2 separate regions of the Homo sapiens genome follow, and region 2 is linked to region 1. Evidence: chromatin loops called from intact Hi-C (ENCODE). Cell type or tissue: CD4-positive, alpha-beta T cell. All regions are shown on one strand. Links, peaks and the distances in the headings refer to the core of each region. The heading gives the core; the rest is flanking DNA.

Region 1 (10,304 bases), core at 670-8,669:
CTCATTTATGACTTAACTCTGTGTTTGGCACACAATATCCATTAAGAAATGTTCACTTCATTCTTGTTAGTAGTAATAAATTATAAAAATGTCTGATGAAGCGTTGTCACAAATGAGCCAAGCATATCAATCAGTGAAATAAGTCAAAAATAGTCTTTCTACCCTATCTCTTTGAGGTAAAATGTTAATATCCATTTCAGGGAAATAGAAGAAAAATGATAACCTTAGCTTGATATCAAGATTTATTTTTTAAATGACATTAGTTAAAACTAATGCTTTTCATGAGCTCTGAAATGAGTTCCAATTGGCTAAGTCAGTAGAAACCTTACTGCAAACGAAATTGTTATTTATTTAATATTTGGAATTTGCAACTGTTTTAATCAATTAAATTATGTTTCCGCTTTCTGTGAGTTAAGTAAACCTGAAATACAATTAACTGTAGTTAATAGCGTTGGTAGAGTTGCTTCTTTCATTTTATCAACAGATATTAAGCACTCATGGTATGCGCATGGTCCCTGAGCTTCTGCCTATATCAAAAGCAAACAAACAGTATCAAAAACATCTAAGAGATTGCACTGGGCCTCAGGTGCAACATGAAAATAACGGAACAGGTGAACTGGTCCACTCAGCTCTCAAATGTGATTCTCTCATTTTTATAAGCGTCAATGTTTTTTAGGCCCTGACTCAAATCTGTAATCCATTTCCAGAATTGCGTATTTGTACCTATAAAACACCCACACTGAGCACATGCACAGTTTGTGAAGCACTGCATTCGATAAATTACCCAATGTTAGTCACATCCACTCTGATAGAAAGAGAGATGGCTAAGATATCAAACCTTTAAATATTTGATCTGTCCAAAAGGTATTTTACCTTAGTGACTATGCTTTAAGTGTCCAACTTTAGGCAGTGGTATTCAGTCTGAATCATCTAATGACCAAAGACAAGCAGAATAGTGATCATGGATTAAAAGAGCTTAAAACACAACATACACACACACACACACACACACACACACCAGTGAATCTATCAAGGAAGAATCACAAACGTTCATTTTAGATTTCTTAGAAAAATTAGGTTCAAGCAGTGACTTCCGCCTCTCTCTCATTTTTGCTTTGAGAAATCAAAGTAATTCTCAATTAAGCTATAGTCACAGCTAAGAATTTTACTTCATACTTGCTTGCTCTCAGATGTAGGTTCCAGATATTTGGTGATCTTAGAATTGTGTAAACTTAGATTCAGAAGATAACACAAGCTGGAACCTAGATTCTAATTGATAAATCAAAGGTAAAATGTTAAATAAAGGATACTAGGCAGAAAGCTTCTTGAGGGCCAGCGGTCACCCTCATCTAGCTCAACTCAACTACCCTAATCCCCTGTACATAGTTGTGGGACAGAACAAGTAAATAAATAAACTTTCAGAAACTTCAAGCATTGCTCATTAGAGCAAATTTATAAAGAAATCATTCTTCAACATGAATGAATCCCTTCCATACAGCTGTGTCCCTGTACTTAATTATCTTCTACTTAGTTCATATATGTTCTTTTTTTTTTTTTTTTTTTTTTTTTTGAGACGGAGTCTCGCTCTGTCGCCCAGGCTGGAGTGCAGTGGCGCCATCTCGGCTCACTTCTTCAAGCTCCACCTCCCAGGTTCATGCCATTCTCCTGCCTTAGCCTCCCAAGTAGCTGGGACTACAGGTGCCCGCTACCACGCCCAGCTAATTTTTTGTATTTTTAGTAGAGATGGGGTTTCACTGTGTTAGCCAGGATGGTCTGGATCTCCTGACCTCGTGATCCGCTCTCCTCAGCCTCCCAAAGTGCTAGGATTACAGGCGTGAGCCACTGCACCCGGCCTGTATGTTCATTGTTTATCTCCCCTTACTTTAGTTTTTGAGGCCAGAGACCAGGCCCTCACTCTCACACCCATGAGAATGTCTAGCACAACCCCAGGCACAGAATAAGTGTGGGTTCATGCAAATCAATTATGTGATTAGCAAACATGGTCATTGCACATGTCCTGTGTTCTACAGCAGGCTTGGCCAAGTGGGACCCAGCAGATCCTGCTTCCCCCAGCATGGCAGCAACTGACTGGAGTGGCCACCCACACATCAGTGCAGCATGCCACCGTGATTCCCGAGACCATGGCAGGCACCCAGCAGCTGGCGGACTGGAGGTAAGCAGGAAACCCCTCTAGGGTGAGTGGGTGTGTCTGGGATGGGAGGCACGTCCACTGCCAACACAGGGCTGCCAGGCTGGCCTGTACTTCAATTCCCCGGTTTGTAGAGAGCTTTTTAAAGCTTCTAAAAATATTGTGTGGACTATGAGTGCAGGGTAACAAGAAGCAATTTTTAAATAATATACCAGGATACAAGAAAATCAGTTTCATTAATTTATGCTTGGTTGTCATTTCCACCCAGAATTCAGTTATGTCATTTACTCATCAGTGTAATTCACCAGACTTGGTTCTGGATGATGTTTGGTAGTTTCTCAGAATTAAATTCTACGTTCAGAAAACAAAGGTCTGTCACCAGTGAAAGAATGCAGAAGAGGGTCCCCAAAGCCCTAAGCAATTCTAGAAAGTGTTCTGAAGATGTTTGAGACGGGGGTACTCTGGAGTCTATCTGACCTCCCACGGGATGGCTTGACAGAATGGGGTTTATTTGGAAGGGTAAATGCTGGCATGTTTGCTGAGTGTGCCTCTTCAGTTAATAGTCATATCTTACAGATCAGAGTCTACTTCCCACACACCCCAGAGGCGTCCACCTGACTGCCTGCCAGCACAGCATACCCCCTGCATCTGTTTCCAGAACTCTACCCTGCCCAACTCATGATTTCCTCACAGATGCGCTCCTCTGTTATTTTTATGGCTAGATACCCTTGTACCTTCCCCCGAACACCACCACAATGGCCCCTTCACCAGTGCAGAGCCAGATGGCAACCCTCCAAGTTGTCCCCAACTCCTCATGGCCCTATTGGGCTATCTCTCATTCTGCACGAATATCAGGACAGGTCACTCCCCTCAACCCCCTGACAGCCTCCATATCACACAGGGAACCTCCCACAGTTCTTATTCTGACCTACAAGGCTATTGTGAATTAAGATCTCTCCGAGAAAAGAAGAAAGGTGGTGATATAAGCCCCCAGTCAGACCCCTACTGCAGCTTCCTCCATTCCTCCAGTTCATTTTCTGCCCAGTACAGAGTACCTGGGCCCTTCCCCACAGTCCCACTCACTTCCCTTCTGGCAACGCCCTCATGCCACCACTCCAGCCTGGGCAACAGAGTGAGACTCCATCTCAAACCATGTAGAGCTGAGTTCAATCCTGGCTCTGCATGACCTGGGGCAAGTTAACCTTTATGCACCTCAGTTTCTTCTTCAATAAAGTGGGGATAGTAATGCCTGCTTCACAGGATTGTTGGGAGGTTTAAAGTAAGATAAAATACAAAGCACTTGGCCTATATTTAACATGCACCATCGCAGTGCCCGGTACATGACAGGCATTAAATAAACCTGTCATCTTCCCTCCCCACTATCACATCGGCCCATGCTCAGCAAGATTGCCTTTCCTCCTCCAGCTCCTTAGGAGCAGCCGAGTGGAAAGCTGTCTGACCAACTGGGTTTTTTTTTTTCCCTCGCCCCTTTTTCTCCTAAAAGACCACACACATGACATATTCCTTTTTTTCCCTTTTGTCTTTCAGCATTTATAGCTCATCTAATTTCAGAAATACACATACACTTACTAATTCCTACATATTTTCTTATTCCTCCTCCCTCCTTCCTTTCGTTTTGACATCTCTTACCTAGTGACCACAGGAGACATCTAAAGCCAGCATACTCTCTTCCTGGTCTCTCTCCATTTCATGTGTGAGCCAAAGAACATCTATTATTGTGGCTAACAAACAGAAGTACCAGTGCTAGGCCTGACTCAAAAGAGAAAGAGTGCCACCTGTCTACAGGAGAAAGAGCTACAACAAAATAAAGAAGCCATAATATCAGTTTCTTGGTCGGATGCAGTGGCTCACGTCTGTAATCCCAGCACTTTGGGAAGCCAAGGCAGGCAGATCACCTGAGGTCAGGAGTTTGAGACCAGCCTGGTCAGCATGGCGAAACCCCGCCTCTACTAAAAATACAAAAATTAGCTGGGCGTGGCAGTGCACGCCTGTAATCCCAGCTACTCGGGAGGCTGAGGCAGGAGAATCGCTTGAACCCAGGAGGCAGAGGTTGCAGTGAGCCGAGATCGCACCACTGCACTCCAGCCTGGGCAACAGACTGAGACTCCATCTCAAAAAAAAAAAAAAAAAAAAAGAAGCCATAATATGAGTTTCTAAAGTCCATGTAAATGCCCAAAAGGCGCTATCAAAATCCCTACAAAAGTGTTCATCTACTTCTTTTTTCCTGTTCATCCTTTTCCCCATGTTGCAACAATAGGTTCTTATAATTTTCTAAAATTCAAATGAATTATCCTTTAGCTTTGAATTTTATTATGTGTTAAATGAGCTCTTATGGGCCAATCTCTGAGTCAGTCACCACCTTTAACATTTCTGTGGGAAAACAAGGCTTTAAGCTTCATACAACCCAAATTATAAGAATTGTGAAACATAACCCGTTTTTAGGATGAGGGCTGCCAGTATTTCTATCATGACTGTTATTAATTTTGATTTAATACCAACTTTATACTTGTCTAGTCAACCTTCAGTTAATCTAATTATTCATTCAGCAAGCGTGTAATTAATTGATCAGCTGCTATATGCCTGAGCATTGTTCCAGCCACTGAGGGAATTCAAAAGAACATTAACACTTCCTAACACCAGAAGCATATGGCTCCCAGGCTTCAAAGTTTGTTTTTCACGTAAAGTATAATTTCTTCTTTAATAAAATGGTATTGCTAAGATATCCTGCCTACGTCACAGAGTGGAATAAAATAACCCATTGAAGACACTGTGTAAATTCCGCTTTTTCTTCATTTAAAAATTTTTTTTATAAAATTAAGGTGAAACTTTTTTTTTTTTTTTGAGACAGTGTCTCGCTCTGTCACCCAGGCTGGAGTGCAGTGGCACAATCTCGGCTCATGCAACCTCTGCCTCCCAGGCTTAAGTGATCCTGCCACCTCAGCCTCCCGAGTAGCTGGGCCCATAGGTGCACCCCACCATGCCCAGCTAATTTTTTGTATTTCTGGTAGAAAGGGGGTTTTGCCATGTTGCCCAGGCTGGTCTCAAACTCTTGAGCTCAAGCCGTCTGCCCTCCTCGGTCTCCCAGAGTGCTGGGATTACAGGTGTGAGCCACCATACCTGGCCTGTAAATTCTAAAATAGAATATTGTTCAGGATAAACACCTAGGTGCTCAGGGACTTTAAAAGTTGGAGGGAATATTTATCTCCAGTCCCTAGAACTTAAAAACTTGGAGCCGGTGTACTTGGCATTCTTCCCACTTGAAAGTCCTCTTTCTCACTCACAGCCAGTTATGTTTCACCTACTCCTTATGAGTAGAAGAAACCCACCCGTTGAGCACACATGGCCAGGCTCATCCCTTCAGCAGCTGCACAGCTAGTGAGATAACCAACTGCAGTCAGCGTTTAATTGGGGAGGAAGCTTGATCTTATAGAGGAGCTCTACTTTTAGAACACCTCTAAGGCACCTTGTTGTCCCGGTTGCCTTTCAGAAATACGCATGCTCACGGAAGCCATTATAATCCCATCATGCAGCAGCCTGCACTATTGACCGGTCATGTGACCCTTCCAGCAGCACAGCCCTTAAATGTGGGTGTGGCCCACGTGATGCGGCAGCAGCCAACCAGCACCACCTCCTCCCGGAAGAGTAAGCAGCACCAGTCATCTGTGAGGTAGGTGGTGAGAGCCACCCTAGGGAAGAGAAATCCCAGGGGATGTGAGTGCTAAAGAAATGTAGTTTAGGGAGTATCAGCACCCACTCTGAACATGGGACAGTTGCATGGGATGGGGGCACTCCTCTTCCTGCAGTGACTAGCAAAACATCCTGTACCACCTGGTTTGGCCTAGGGTTTGCAGGAAGCACTTGGTTTAAGACCGTGGTAATAGTGTAGGGATGGATGCAATGGAATCTTGCAGTGGGCAAGAGAGATTGGGCTCAACTCCATACAGCGTGGGCGAGTGAAAATTTATAGCCAAGGCAGGGTTGGGGGGTGTCGGTGGATGGGAAGTTACTAAGAGGAAGCATCAGGGGTAAGGGAGATTCTGCCTAAACTGACCTAACAGGATTCTTGCTAATGACAGGCCCGGGTGATCAGATATCACACCTGGAGGATGAGGAACCTCATCAGATATCGAGGGTGATCAGATATCAGGGATGGTGGGTTCTTGCTAAACTGACTTAGCAAGGTTTTTTGCCAAAAGTAGATTGTACAGCAGAGTGCACAGTTAGACCTAGGAGAAGGTTCACAAGCCTGACTAAAGTTTGGTGAAGCAAATTATCTTTTGTCACTTTCTACTTGTCTGGAGAACACTCAGCTTCACCTGAAGTTTCATTTTGGAAACAATTTACCATAATAATTGTTTTAAAATATTTTAAAATGTTGAAGTTGTTTAAAAATGTTTTAAAAAATACTAAAGAAATGTGCTTTCTTTGTATCTAAGATCAGAAGTTTAACTGATTTAGCACCTTGCTTAAATAGAAGCAATAGCTTGTTTAATCCCAGACACTAACCAGCAGAACACAAATCTTTCCCATTCCCTTTAAATCCATTCTCATCTCAATGAACACTTTGAAAAAATCAAGGTCAACAAAAGGCTGCATGCTGTATGATTCCATCTATATGGCATTTCGGAAAAGGCAAAACATAGAGACAGAGATCCGATTAGGGCTTGCCAGAGACCAGTAGGAGAGGAGGAGATTGACTGCGAAGAATCCTGAGGGGAAAAGCTCTAAGTCTGGATTGTAGGGGGGGTTATGACTGTGCATTTGTCAAAACTCATCAAACACTTCAAAGGGAGAAATGTTGCTATATGTCAGTTATACCTTAATAAACCTGACTTTTTAAAAAATGGAGATTTCCAAGCCAGAGAGAGAGAGAGAGATCGTGTGACTACAGGATTGCTCCTGCATCTCTTCCTAATGGCACAGCTTTGAGGTGCTTAATTGCTTATTTGCGATAAGTCAATCAAGAGAAATCTGGTATACAAAATGTCTAGTGATTTTGGTTTTCTGCTTCCTCATATAAGCAGATACCAGAAACTAGGCCTTTTTCTTTTCATTCTTATTCAAAAATTCATCCAAGGGCTGAAGTTGTCATCCTCCAAGATTCCTTATTTGGGTATTTCTGACAACTCAGGGAAATTTATCTCAGATCATTGGCAGCTTTCCAGAACGCTTTTGTTTGGCAGCCTTGTGACAGCTCACCCATGTCATTATTAGACTGGGTGGCAACAAAGTCCACTGTCTCAATCCTCATGGGCTGTCATGCCCAGCAAGGTCACATGGAGCACTACTCTGTCCCAGGACTGAGCTTAGCATCTTTGTGGTTCACCTTGGCTGAGTAGGGGCAGTAAGAACCCTTAGCCTCCCAACCTGTTTAGCAAGTCCCTCCTTTTTGTTTACTCACCACCCAGCTGACTTCATGAAGCCTCATTGCCAGTACATTTCAAGATCGATATAATTATAGTGAAAGGTATGTATTTGCTTATTTTTAAGACCAATGCCTTAGCAAAACAGTCTGAAAGACCAGAAGTCTCTCCCTTGTTGGTGATGTGGCCAGGCATACTTTTCCTTAACAATGCCAAGTGGAGATACTAAAACCATTGGTAGTGAAAAACATAATCTTAAAATTGTAATGTATTAGCAACGACAAATACATAGGTTTATAGTAAGTACAAACAATGGTACAATCATATCAGTGAAACATATTACCAGTCCCTAGAAGGAGCAAGCAATGTATCTGGCACTAGCTAGATAGGAAAATAAATCCACCTTTATTGAATTATTTTCATTTTACTGCCATCCCTTTAGCTAGAAGGTGCTAGAATCTCTAAAGACATATAAAAGTCTGAGTTTCATTATACATTGCTGTTAGTCTCTCACTGCATAGATACTACAGGTTGAGCATCCCTAATCCAGAACTCCAAAATTGTCCCAAATTCGGAACTTTTTGAGGATTGACATGATGCCGTAAGTGGAAAATTCCACACCTGACATGTGGTCTCAGTCAAAACTTTGTTTCATCCAGAAAATTATTATAAAATAATGTATAAAATGACCTCAGGCTATGTGTATAAGGTGTATATGAAACAAAAGAATTTTGTGTTTAGACTTGGGTTTCATCCCCAATATATCTCATTATGTATATGCAAATATTCCAAAATCTGAAAACAAAAATCCGAAACACTTCTGGACCAAGCATTTCAGGTAAAAGATGTTCACCCTGTGCCAGAGTCAGTGAGGATCTAATAGGGAGGGGAGAAAGTATTTTTCCCCTAAAGTTACCAAAAATCACACTGGTTAATTTAGTAAGGAATTTCAAGTTGATCAAAATTAAGATTAAAAGTTCTCTTTTTAAGAGTGCTTTTTCAAAACTCTTGCACTTTTCCAAATTTTCTATTACAATTTAGACTAATGCGCCTCCCATGAGGCTCCACGAGGCAAAATCCAGAAAAATCATTTTTAAGGTTTTTAGCAATTATATGCACACAAATACTTTGATGGTCATGTTCTTTTTCCAGAGGAGGAAAGAAGGAAAACTGAACCACTGGTCACCAAGGTTAGGTCCTTTAGATCCTGAAACTCTTAAGGAATGAATGTTTCAGTAGAATAACCATTAGCAAGGAAACCAAAGCTTGATGTGGCAAACACCAATTCTTCCACCACCCCCAAAACAAGACTTAAGTACCTTTGAAGGGATGACACAAGACAGAGCTCAGAAGTAGGGCCTTGACCCTGAAGGCGAGGGGGTGTGTTGGGGCAAACACAGCTGGAATCCTGGCATGACATCTGCTCCTACAAGACCTGTAGAGCCTGGGGCACAAGAGCCCCCTCCCTGCTCCGAAAGCCCTGGCTGCTCCCTTTGTCCTGCTGGGAGCAGGCATGTAGATCCAAACCAGAGCCCAGAGAAGGCCTGTGTAGCCGCTCACTGAATGATCCCTTTCCCAGTCACAGATGGAGGCTCATTGGGCAGCCACTGACGTGTTTTACAGAGATTTGGCAAAGCAGGTGTTTCTAGGCAATTGGGCTCCTTCGAAGGAGTTGTGGGGCCTGACCTTCCTCTGTGTGAGAGTGTGGTTTTCTCATTACAGAAATGTCTCCACCTGTGAGGTGTCCTCCTCTCAGGCCATCAGCTCCCCACAGCGATCCAAGCGTGTCAAGGAGAACACACCTCCCCGCTGTGCCATGGTGCACAGTAGCCCGGCCTGCAGCACCTCGGTCACCTGTGGGTGGGGCGACGTGGCCTCCAGCACCACCCGGGAACGGCAGCGGCAGACAATTGTCATTCCCGACACTCCCAGCCCCACGGTCAGCGTCATCACCATCAGCAGTGACACGGACGAGGAGGAGGAACAGAAACACGCCCCCACCAGGTGAGGCAGTGCCACCTTAGCCTTCCAGGAAGGAGCCGGGAGGGTTTGCATTGTGTGCAGATCTGACCATCTTCCATCATCAAACATAAGGATCCCTCTCTTCTGACCCTTACAGTTTGGTTTTGCCATCTACTGTGGTCCTAAAGTTATTTCAAGGGAATGTCAAACAGGTTTTCCATAATTGTTTAAAACCAAAATAATGTCGAATCATGTTGGTCTTAAAAGATAATTATAGGCCCTATACATTTGGGGAACTTGAGACCATAAAAATCGGGCACACAATGCCAGTGTATTTCATCCTCTGTAAGTTTAAAAGTCTCTGCCTCAAGCTAGTGAATTTATTCCCAGTTGGTCAGGATATTTCTCTAACATTGCCTTGGCTCACTCAGAATACGAAGTAATTGTCCAATTAATCAGAAATTTCCCTGTGTCTGATTAACCTAATCTTTCAAAACTGCCAGTTGGCTCTTCACCCAGAGAGCATTACTGTTTATCCCAAAGTAATAATAATTCATTTTAGTCTTTGTGTGCTTCCTGGGGAGAGGGAAGAAATCTTTATTATATTTACAAAACTACTAACCCTGGCGCCAGAGCCTCTTTTTCTGTACTGCCCAGCCAGACTTCAGCAAAATGTGGTTTTTGTTTGGGCCACTCAGCTCAGGTTCTGAGCAACCCCTCTAGAACAGTTGGCCTCCTGGCCTTCTGCATCCCTAGAGTGTGGCCTTGTAGAGCCCAAAATCTCATGGCCCCACCCTGCTGGCTCCTTT
Region 2 (10,304 bases), core at 884-8,883, 700 kb before region 1:
CAACAAAAAACAGTGATTTCTTCTGTCACAGTTCTGGAGGCTAGAGGTCTGCAGTCAAGGTCTCTGTTGGGCTGGCCTCCTTCTGAAGACTCCAGTGGGGAATCCTTCCTCGCCTCTTCCAGCTTCTGGTGTCACCAACAATCCTGGGTGGTCTGTTGCTTGTAGATGCACCGCTTCAATCTCTGCCTCCGTCATCACGGGACATTCTCCCTAGATCTCTTCACATTGTCTTCCCTCTGTGTTGTGTGTATCTCTGTCTCTGTTTCCTGATCTTATAAGGACCCCAGTCATAGTGGAGTAGGGCCCACTCTAATTAAGTATGACCTCGTTTAAACTTGATTATATCTGCAAAGATCCTATTTCCAAATAAGGTCACCTTTACAGGTAGTTGGGGTTAAGAGTCAATATATCTTTTTGGGGGACACATTTAACCTACAAAAGGGCAGAAGGCAGGATAAGCAGAGACAGATTCTTAGACTGTAAATTCAGAGAGCTGAAGCCCCAGCTGCCTCATAGGCGGGCTGCAGAGGACACAACATTTACAGTGATTAGACTTGACCTTAATGCATCATTCGCTGGCCAACTTTATGTTTTCCAAACGGAGACAAGCCTTTTCTGGAACCCATTTCCCACTCAGCAGTTTGGACTGAGGAGTGACACATCTAGACCCTTCCAATCGATCAACCCTTTTCACTAGAAAGGTTTGGGGGATAATTCTAATGTGTATTCACTTGAGAAATGTTTCAGGCCAGGTGCAGTGGCTCACGCCTGTAATCCTAGCACTTTGGGAGGCCAAGGCTGGTGGATCACGAGGTCAGGAGTCCAAGACCAGCCTGGCCAAGATGGTGAAACCCCGTCTCTACTAAAAATACAAAAACTAGCCGGGCGTGGTGGCAGGTGCCTGTAATGCCAGCTACTCGGGAGGCTGAGGCAGAGAATTGCTTGAACCCAGGAGGCGGAGGTTGCAGTGAGCCGACATCGTGCCACTGCACTCCAGCCTGGGTGACAGAGCAAGACTCCGTCTCAGAAAAAAAAAAGAAAGAAAGAAATGTTTCAGAAAAAGCTAGTTTCTTACTCTTTGACACAGACATGTCCGTTTAGACTTTATCTTCTGAGCTGGCGGCTAAAGTTATTTTAGACTCTACAGTTAAATTGACCCAGAAATAATTCCTCCTTTGAAAGTTCCTTTGCAATGTTATTCACTCTGACTCTAACTTCAGGTTACATTGTGCTGTTCTTTGCTCTTTAATCTCACTCTGGCCTTTCACCAAAAGCAGTAAAATCCGACTTCTGTATTAAATGGTACTTGTATATAATATTATTTGGGTAAACCAGATGTCTAATAATTGCAATATATTTTCATATGATTGTTTGAAGAGTTTCATGGAAAAAGTGCAAGCCCCTCAAACTTCCCGAACTGTGTGAGCTGTTTACTGTTGAGAACTTTCCAGAGGAAAGTTGGAGGGAGCAGAAAGCTGAGGAGAAGGAGCTGGACTTTGGGCTTTGTTTGCCTGTACTCTCTCCACTGTTACCTTCAACCTACATTTCAGCTCCAGTCCATAGGAGTCATTTGCAACCATCTGTTTTCATCTCTTTGCTCCCAGGAGTGCGGAAAAAGGCAAGAGCAGGGAGGAGCTGAAGTTTTGCAGAGGTTAGGGAGAAGGTTGGCTTGACCTAAGTGGAGAGAGAGGAGGGCGGGTTTTTTTTGTTTTGTTTTGTTTTGTTTTTTTGTTTTTTTGAGACGGAGTTTTGCTTTTGTCGACCAGGCTGGAGTGCAATGGCATGATCTTGGCCCACTGCAACCTCTGCCTCCTGGGTTCAAGTGATTCTCCTGCCTCAGCCTCCTGAGTGGCTGGGATTACAGGTGCCCACCACCGCACCCAGCTAATTTTTGTATTTTTAGTAGAGACAGGGTTTCACCATGTTGGCCAGGCTAGTCTCAAACTCCTGGCCTCAAGGGATCCACCCGCCTCGGCCTCCCAAAGTGCTCGGATGACAGGCATGAGCCACCGTGCCCGGCTGAGAGCTGGGATTTGAACCACTGTCAGTTCCTGAACAGAGATTTAAGAGATTGATGAGCACTAGATGAAATCTTAATCCTCCGTCATTGCTGGTGCTTATGTAGACGTGGGAGAATAGGAGGATAACAGTATCCAAACAGGCTGATAGTATTTCAGGAGCTTCCATGGGTTGCTTGAGTCCTCAGGGCTAGGCATGGTGCTAACAGCTTTATGTGCATGCGGCACCTGCCGGCTGCCCTGCTTCTCTATCCTATGTGCGATGGGAATTCATTCTTTTACCTGGCCTGGGCTCTTCCATTTTGCTTTTCAAAAACCCACATTTACAATAGACTCTCATTTTTACAGTAAAGCGTACCATAGAATCACTTTACATTGCAAGTTCTCCCTCCTCCTATAGTGCAATTAATCTACTCTATTCAATTGGCAGAAAGTCTGTTTACAAAGAGCTCTGTGAGAGGACACTTGTCTTCAAAGCACGGAAACAGAAATAACAGAAAGACTCAGCTTCATTGATGGCCCACTTACCGCAGGCAATATTTAATGCAATATAATTAATTGTACTTCTAGAAAAGACTGGACTGAGGGCCTAGGAGCTTTTTATAACCGATTGAAAGACACCAGAGACTCTACCCCTAATGTCCAGCCAGAACCCGCCCCTAGCCCACAATACAGCCAGGCGCACTTTTTTTTTTTAAGCTATCCATTTAAAAAAAAAGATTTTCCAAGGCGAGCACATTATTTCCTTTGTTAGTTTGGATCAGAGTCTGATATCCCTAACAAGTCAAAGTTGTTCTTTTTAGCCCTTCCGACAATTTGAGTCTGTTCCTTTGAAGTTGTGCTCTCGGTGGAGATGGAAAAGAGACTCACCTTTCAGCGTATGGAAACTCTGTTCCATTCCTGTGAACTGTTAATGCGCACATTTAAATCATTGCTACTTTCTTCTCTGGTGTTAGTTTCTGACCTCTTGGTTATTTTCTGTTTTCCATTGGACTTTTCGGTTGCTCCCTGTTTCTTTTTAAAAGTAGCACCTCAGTCTGTTCACACTAGAAAATGTTTGGCTTATTTTGCATGTCCCTTTTCTCAAAGGATAAAGGGAACAACCGTTCCTACGAATTGCTGACATCTCTGTGGAGGCCAGCTGCTAAGTGAAGGAAAGCGTGGCCGTGACTTGCAGGAGATCAGAGGCCCCCAGGCTCCTTCAGGCCAACCGACATCCAGATGAGGGCTTCTTGCTTCTTTTAGATCCATGCTCTGAACCCAGATGATGGTCTTGGATGGCTGCTGTAGTCAGGACTCTAGCCAACCTAACCCATGTGCCTTATGTTAACTTACAGTATTAAGCAAACATTTGCTTGTTAATCTACAATCTTTTTTTTGTTGTTGAGATGGAGTCTCACTCTGTCACCCAGGCTGGAGTGCAGTGGCATCATCTCGGCCCACTGCAGCCTCTGCTTTGTGGGTTCAACCAATTCTCCTGCCTCAGCCCCCTGAGTGGCTGGGACTACAGGCACCTGCCACCATGCCCGACTAATTTTTGCATTTTTAGTAGAGACGGGGTTTCACCATGTTGGCCAGGCTGATCTCAAACTCCTGACCTCAAGTGGTCTGCCTGCCTCAGCCTCCCAAAGTGCCAGGATTACAGGTATAAGCCACTGTGCTTGGCCTAATCTGCAATCATTATTCCAAGTTCTTGCCACTACCCTTAAGCAGGTTCTATGTGAGTGGTCCTCCTGATCTGCAGTGGACTGCTGCTTTAACTTGGCTGAATAACAACTATTATACCACACCCTTGTGTCCTGCAATGCAGTTTAGACACATGAGAAAATAGTACGAACCTCAGCCCAGTTCAGTGGCTCATGCCTGTAGTCTCAACACTTTGGGAGACCAAGGTGGGAGGATCACTTGAGCCCAGGAGTTCGAGACCAGCCTGGCCAACATAATGAGACTCTATCTCTACTAAAAAAATAAAAAAAATAAAAAAATAATTGACCAGGCATGGTGGTGCATACCTGTGGTCCTAGCTACTCGGGAGGGAGGATAGGAGGTCCAGGCTGCAGTGAGCTGTGATCATGTCACTGCACTCCAGCCTGGGTGACAGAGCAAGACTCTGTCTCAAAAAGAAAAAAGAAAAAAAGCCGGGCATGGTGGCTCATGCTTGTAATCCCAGCACTTTGGGAGGCCAAGACAGGTGGGATCACCTGAGATCAGGAGTTCAAGACCAGCCTGGCCAACATGGTGAGACCCTGTCTCTACTAAAAATACAAAAATTAGCTGGGCATAGTGGTGGATGGCTGTAATCCCAGCTACTTGGGAGGCTGAGGCAGGAAGATTGCTTGAATCCGGGAGGCGGAGGTTGCGGTGAGCTGAGATTGCGCCATTGCACTCCAGCCTTGGTGACAGAGCGAGACTCCGTCACACACACACACACACACACACACACACACACACACACACACACACAAAAGAGGATATAGAACCAGCCCTGTAGATTTTGTGCCAGCTCTCAGGGGACTTCCTGCACCACTTGGACTATCATTCTTCCAGATCAGGTGTCCCCAGGGATCGTCTGCAGTGGTTACAAACAACACTTCACAAAATGTTAATAGCCACGAATCTATTTTAATGTGTATTAGAAAAAAATATGGCTGGGCATGGTGGCTCATACCTGTAATCTCAGCACTTTGGGAGGGCGAAGTGGGCAGATCACTTGAGCCCAGGAGTTCAAGACCAGCCTAGGTGACATGGCAAAATTCTGGCTCTACAAAAACACAAAAATTAGCCAGGTGTAGTGGCATACGCCTGTAGTCCCAGCTACTTGGGAGGCTGAGGTGGGAGGATGGCTTGAGCCTGGGGGGCAGAGGTTGCCATGAGCTGAGATAGTGCCACTGCACTCCAGCTTGGGCAACAGAGTGACACCCTGTCTCAAAAAGAAAAATTATAACATGCACATAAAACCTGAGACATGCATTTCTTTTCAAAAGTCATCAAAGTTAAAAAGTGAGTCCTATTTAGAGACTATTAACCAAGTAACTCTAGGAGGCAGTGTGTGACTACGGAGAACACCCTGAAGGCCTAAAACCCCTTATGGGGAGGCTCTGAAGGCCACCCCAAGCCCTTTCATTTTTCACTCCTCCATCTTCATTACTCCTTCTCTCTCCAAGTTCTTCATCTTCTGGGCCTGTTTCTCCTTCCCTTCCTCCCTCTAAGCTTCTCTGGTGGTGCCCTGGGTTTTAACAGGGAGAAGGAAAGAGGCTCACATTTAGTGATCATGAATTACTTGCTAGAAGGTCACAGATGTAAGGCAGATACTGTCTACTAGTGGGGCTTTGGGTGATTTCTCTGGAGTACTTTTTGAATTTGCATGTGTGAGTCACCTGAAGATCTGGTTAAAGTGCAGATTCTAGCCCAGATGGTCTGGAGTGGGGCTGAGATGTTTTCATTTCTAGCAATCTCCAAATGATGCTGCGGTGGTTGGTTCGTGGGCCACACTTGGAGTCACAAAGGTTGATCATGGAGCTCTATTTCTTTTTTCCTTTTTTCCTTTTTTTTTTTTTTTTTTTTTGAGATGCACTCTTGCTCTGTCGCCCAGGCTAGAGTGCAGTGGCGCAATCTCAGCTCACTGCAACCTCCCCGCCTCCCGAGTTCAAGAGATTCTCCTGTCTCAGCCTCCTGAGTAGCTGGGACTACAGGCGCATGCCACCACGCTCAGCTAATTTTTTGTAATTTTAGTAGAGGCGGGGTTTCACCATATTGGTCAGGCTGGTCTCGAACTCCTGACCTCAGGTGATCCACCCACGTCGGCCTCCCAAAGTGCTGAGATTACAGGCGTGAGGCACTGCGCTAGGCCATGGAGCTCTATTTCTTTAGAGAACTAAGAACAGAGAAATACATATTTTAGGAAGAGGATGAGTTCTGAAACCACCTCTATCATCTGCAGTGAAGCCAATTATTAAGAACACTTAAGAGTCTAGCATGTTTTGCTCTCTGGAAGAAATATAAGATGGTTCCTTTATACTGACCAAGGCAGTTTGTAATGAAAACTGTTGGCTCAACTTGTTGCTAGGGTACCGCTGGGGAACTGGCACACAGAAAATCTGTAACCTAATGTGATTGTGTGGGAACTAATGAGCTCTGAACATGACAGGCAGGGAGGGTTCTGCTTCCCTCCTTTGCTCAGGTGATGGGCTAACACCCATGTCCAATTAGGCAAACCTGGCATGTGTAGCCATTCGGGGCTGCTGCAGAGCTGTTTCTCTGGGTAGAGAAAATTGGATTGTTGAATTGTTCCAAATATATTGGTATGCTCCCGTCTCCCATCCATTTGGTTATGATAACCAGACCTGCAGACACGTTCTGAGGGTTAGAATAGCTCCAGCATTTAGAAAACAAGCCAGCCAAATACAAAAGGACCCAGATTGAGGTTATATGAAAATTGATGGACGTGATTCAGGACCTTGCTATTTTAAATGAAATGACCTTCACCTGAAGAGATCAGAGGGCGACGCTATTAAGAGGTGTTGCACTTTTACAGTATTCTTTCTGTTAGGGCAGAAAAACTTATGGAAGGAAAAAGGCAAAGTGAATCACCTTTTCTTAAGATTCAGCTGGAACCAGACACTTAGCAAAAGTGATGCTCTGCAGCTGACACAAGTAGCCACATGATTGTGGAATGATAGTGCTCCAAAATGTTCTTGGGGGCTGGATGTGGGGGCTCACACCTGTAATCCCAGCACTTTGGGAGGCCAAGGCAGGCACATCACTCGAGGTCAGGAGTTCGAGACCAGCCTGGCCAACATGGGGAAACTCCGTCTCTACTAAAAATACAAAAATTAGTCAGGTGTGGTGGCAGGTGCCTGTAATGCCAACTACTCGGGAGGCTGAGGCAGGAGGATTGCTTGAACCTGGGAGGCGGAGGTTGCAGTGAGCCGAGATTGCACCACTGCACTCCAGCCTGGGTGACAGAGGGAGGCTCTGTCTCAAAAAAACAAACAAACAAAAAAATTATTGGGTATTACTGAGCATGATGGTGTTTAATTTTGGGAGGGGATGGGGGTAGTTATTCCGGACTCCCTTCCCCTCGAATACACACATGCATAATCTTCCATATAATTTCCAGGGATTAATGGATTCCCTGGGAGATCCAGGGATTTCAGGTTAGAAACCTCTGATGTAATACATTTCCTCCTTTTCAGAGATGAGAAAATCAAGGCCCAGAAAGAAGGTGACTGACTATTGGTCTCAGCAACACTGACAGTGAACAAATCAAACAAGAAGGCAGGCACGGTGGCTGATGCCTGTAATCCTGTCATTTTGGGAGATGGAGGCGGGTGGATCACTTAAGCCCAGGAGTTCAAGACAAGCCTGGGGAACATGGCAAAGCCCTGTCTCTACAAAAAATACAAAAACTAGCCAGGTGTGGTGGCACGCATCTGTAGTCCCAGCTACTGGGAAGGCTGAGAGGTGGGAGGATCACTTGAGCCCTGGAGGTTGAGGCTGCAGTGAGCCATGATTGCACCACTGCCCTCCAGCCTGGGCGACAGAGTGAGACCTTGTCTCAAAAATATTTTAAAAATTAAACAAACAAGAGGGCTTAAGTGTCACAACCATCAATGGGGAAAGTGTCCGTGCATAATTTATTTCTGGAAGCCCTGAGAAGAACAAGCATCAACAGCTTTCTGAGAGACTTATAACTTTTAGCTGAGGGAATCTCAATATTTAACCAAATAACACTTGAAGAAAAGCAGAAATCATCGAGACAGCAGCTCCTGGGAACTAGGTTTTATGATGTGTTCTAAAGACATAAGCGAGAAGCCTGCTGTCACTTGTTAGCTGTGTGCTGAAGTGCAGTTTGGGGTGTCTTTAGGGCAGGTAATAAATTCCTTTCAGAGATTGAAATCACATACCAACGTGAATCTTCCACATCCCTGAAAACTACTTAGGCAAGATGCCTCACATGACACGGAACTCTCGATTTGGCAACACATGTTGGGGTTCAGCCCCCCACAATCCTGGCACAGTGTGGGTGCTCGCTAAATATTTATTTGGATAAAATGGGCTTTCCTTAACTTTACAGTTTTCTGGGGATAGAAGACTCAGGAAACATGAGAGAGCAGTATAAAATGTGTAAGTACACAGTGGAAGGCTGGGGTTCCTAGTGAGGATTTTAGAATCTCACAAACGAAAGCAGCCAGACACAAAAAAATACGTGCAATATGATTCCATGTACATGAAGAACAAATGTGGATCAAATTAACTTATGCCATTAGAAGCGAGAATATTGGTTACCTTTGGGGACCAGGGTTGGGGGTGAGTGTCTGGGAAAGAGAACTTCTAGGGTGCTATTAACCCTAGCCCTATTCTATTTCTTAATCGGGGGGCTGGGTGCCTCTATGGATTCACTTTGTGATAATTTATCAAATGGTTCTGTATGTGTGCTCTATTTTAATAAAAACATTTATTTAAAAATACACACACAATGAAAGATGTAGGCCAGTCCTTCCCAACCTTGAACGTGGGTACAGGTCACTTGGGATCTTACTAAAATGCAAAATTCAGGCCAGGTGCAATGGCTCATGCCTGTAAATCCAGCACTTTGGGGGGCTGAGGCAGGAGGGTCACTTGAGCCCAGGAGTTTGAGACCAGCCTGGGCAAGACAGGGGGATCCTGTCTCCTCTACAAAAAAATAAAAAATTAACTGGGCGTGGTGACACATGCCTGTAGTCCCAGCTACTCAGGAGGCTGAGGTGGGAGGATCGCTTGAGCTCCGTGGTTGGCGGGGTAGGTGTCAGAGCTACAGTGACCTATTACATAATATAATTGCGCCACTGCACTCCAGCCTGGGCAAGAGTGAGACCCTATCTCAAAAAAGAAAAAAAGAAAAAAAAAAGCAAGATTCAGATTCATTTGTCCTCTGGTATGGCATTTGATTCTGCATTTCTAGAAAGGATCTAGAGACCGGTATTGTCAGGATCCTTTTTTTAGGGAGATCCAGGGATCTGGTAAAAGTAGCCTAGGCCTATCCTGTTAACCTATTGGGCTGTTAACCGACAGGACAGCAGTTCCCAAGCCAGCCCGTGCTCTCGTGTGGGTCTGTGACGTTCACCTGCTCACAGCACCTTTGAAGGTGATTTTCCAACCGCTGGGTGGTGACCAGAGCCTGAAGTTGGGCTACCCCAGTGGGTAATCGACTGGTGACCAGCCCTTGAAGCCCACATTAGGGCCCTGGACTGCCTGCCCCATAGAAACCACTGGAGACCTGGAGGCTGTTACCCACAAATTGCATAATGAGGGCATGAGGAGCCTTGCTTCCCTCTCCATCCACAAGTGTGGGTGAAACTGGGTTTTCATCAATGACTGCTGCATAAATAAAGTGGCCATTCCAACTCCTCCTCACAGGGCTCTGGTGAGCCCTCGTAGGCTGAGGTGAATGGATCACAAGGTCAGGAGTTCAAGACCAGCCTGGCCAACATAGTGAAACCCTGTCTGTACTAAAAATACAAAAATTAGCCAGGTGAGGTGGCCTGCACCTGCAGTCCCAGTCCTGGAATGGTCTGAATATTTGTGTGCCCCACGAAATTCATATGTAAAAATCCTAACCCCCAGTGAGCTCCCTCACCAGTTCGGCCATGTGAGGACTCAGGGAGAAGATGGCAATCAGTGAGCCAGGAATCAATCAAGAAAACCATTATTTTGAGTGGGGGCTGGGTGTGGCGGCTCATGCCTGTAATTCCAGCACTTTGGGAGGCAGAGGCAGGTGGATCACTTGAGGTCAGGAGTTCGAGACCAGCCTGGCCAACATGGTGAAACCCCATCTCTACTAACAATACAAAATCAGCTGGGGTGAGCATCTGTAATCACAGCTACTCTGGAGGCTGAAGCAGGAGAATCGCTTGAACCTGGTTGGCGGAGGTTGTAGTGAGCTGAGATCATGCTACTGCACTCCAGTCTGGGCAACAGAACGAGACTTCATCAAAATAAAAAGAACAACAACAACAAAAAAGAAAACCATTATTTTGAGGAGGGGGAAAAGAAGCAAGTCATATACAACATGATTCCTTTCACAGAAACAGTAAAAGCAAGCTGGGTGTGGTAGTGCATGCCTGTAGTCCTAGCTGCTCAGGAGGCTGAGTGGGAGAACTGCTTGAGCCCAGGAGTTCAAGGCTACAGTGAGCTATGATTATGCTGATGGGCAGCCACTGGGAAACATAGCAAGACCCCATCTCTAAAAAAAACAACATGGCCGGGTGCGGTGGCTCACACCTGTAATCCCAGCCCTTTAGGAGG

The links. Hi-C counts contacts between places; a loop is a spot of excess contacts. Peaks named below come from ENCODE experiments on the same cell type or tissue, not always from the same donor. Only the 100,000 strongest peaks of a DNase experiment are listed, where the experiment ranks them.
Region 2: it touches region 1 in a loop (3-fold over the local background); 3 of 110 quality-filtered maps call a loop at or near these places.

The regions. Positions count from the first base shown.
Region 1 is chr7:139,595,950-139,606,253 of GRCh38, reverse strand. HIPK2 (homeodomain interacting protein kinase 2) reads left to right here. Exons shown (of 15, transcript NM_022740.5): 10 at 2,031-2,173; 11 at 5,658-5,837; 12 at 9,256-9,537. The region is part of intron 2 of LOC105375530 (a long non-coding RNA gene); the gene reads right to left. Among named protein-coding and RNA genes, the nearest start is that of CLEC2L, 77 kb to the right of the region's middle. In CD4-positive, alpha-beta T cell, for the core only: a CTCF peak has its summit at 3,938; a DNase peak (open chromatin) is centred at 3,903.
Region 2 is chr7:140,299,467-140,309,770 of GRCh38, reverse strand. It overlaps LOC124901758 (a long non-coding RNA gene), which reads left to right. Exons shown (of 2, transcript XR_007060560.1): 2 at 7,214-8,488. Among named protein-coding and RNA genes, the nearest start is that of SLC37A3, 94 kb to the left of the region's middle. In CD4-positive, alpha-beta T cell, for the core only: a CTCF peak has its summit at 5,066; DNase peaks (open chromatin) are centred at 4,520 and 5,090.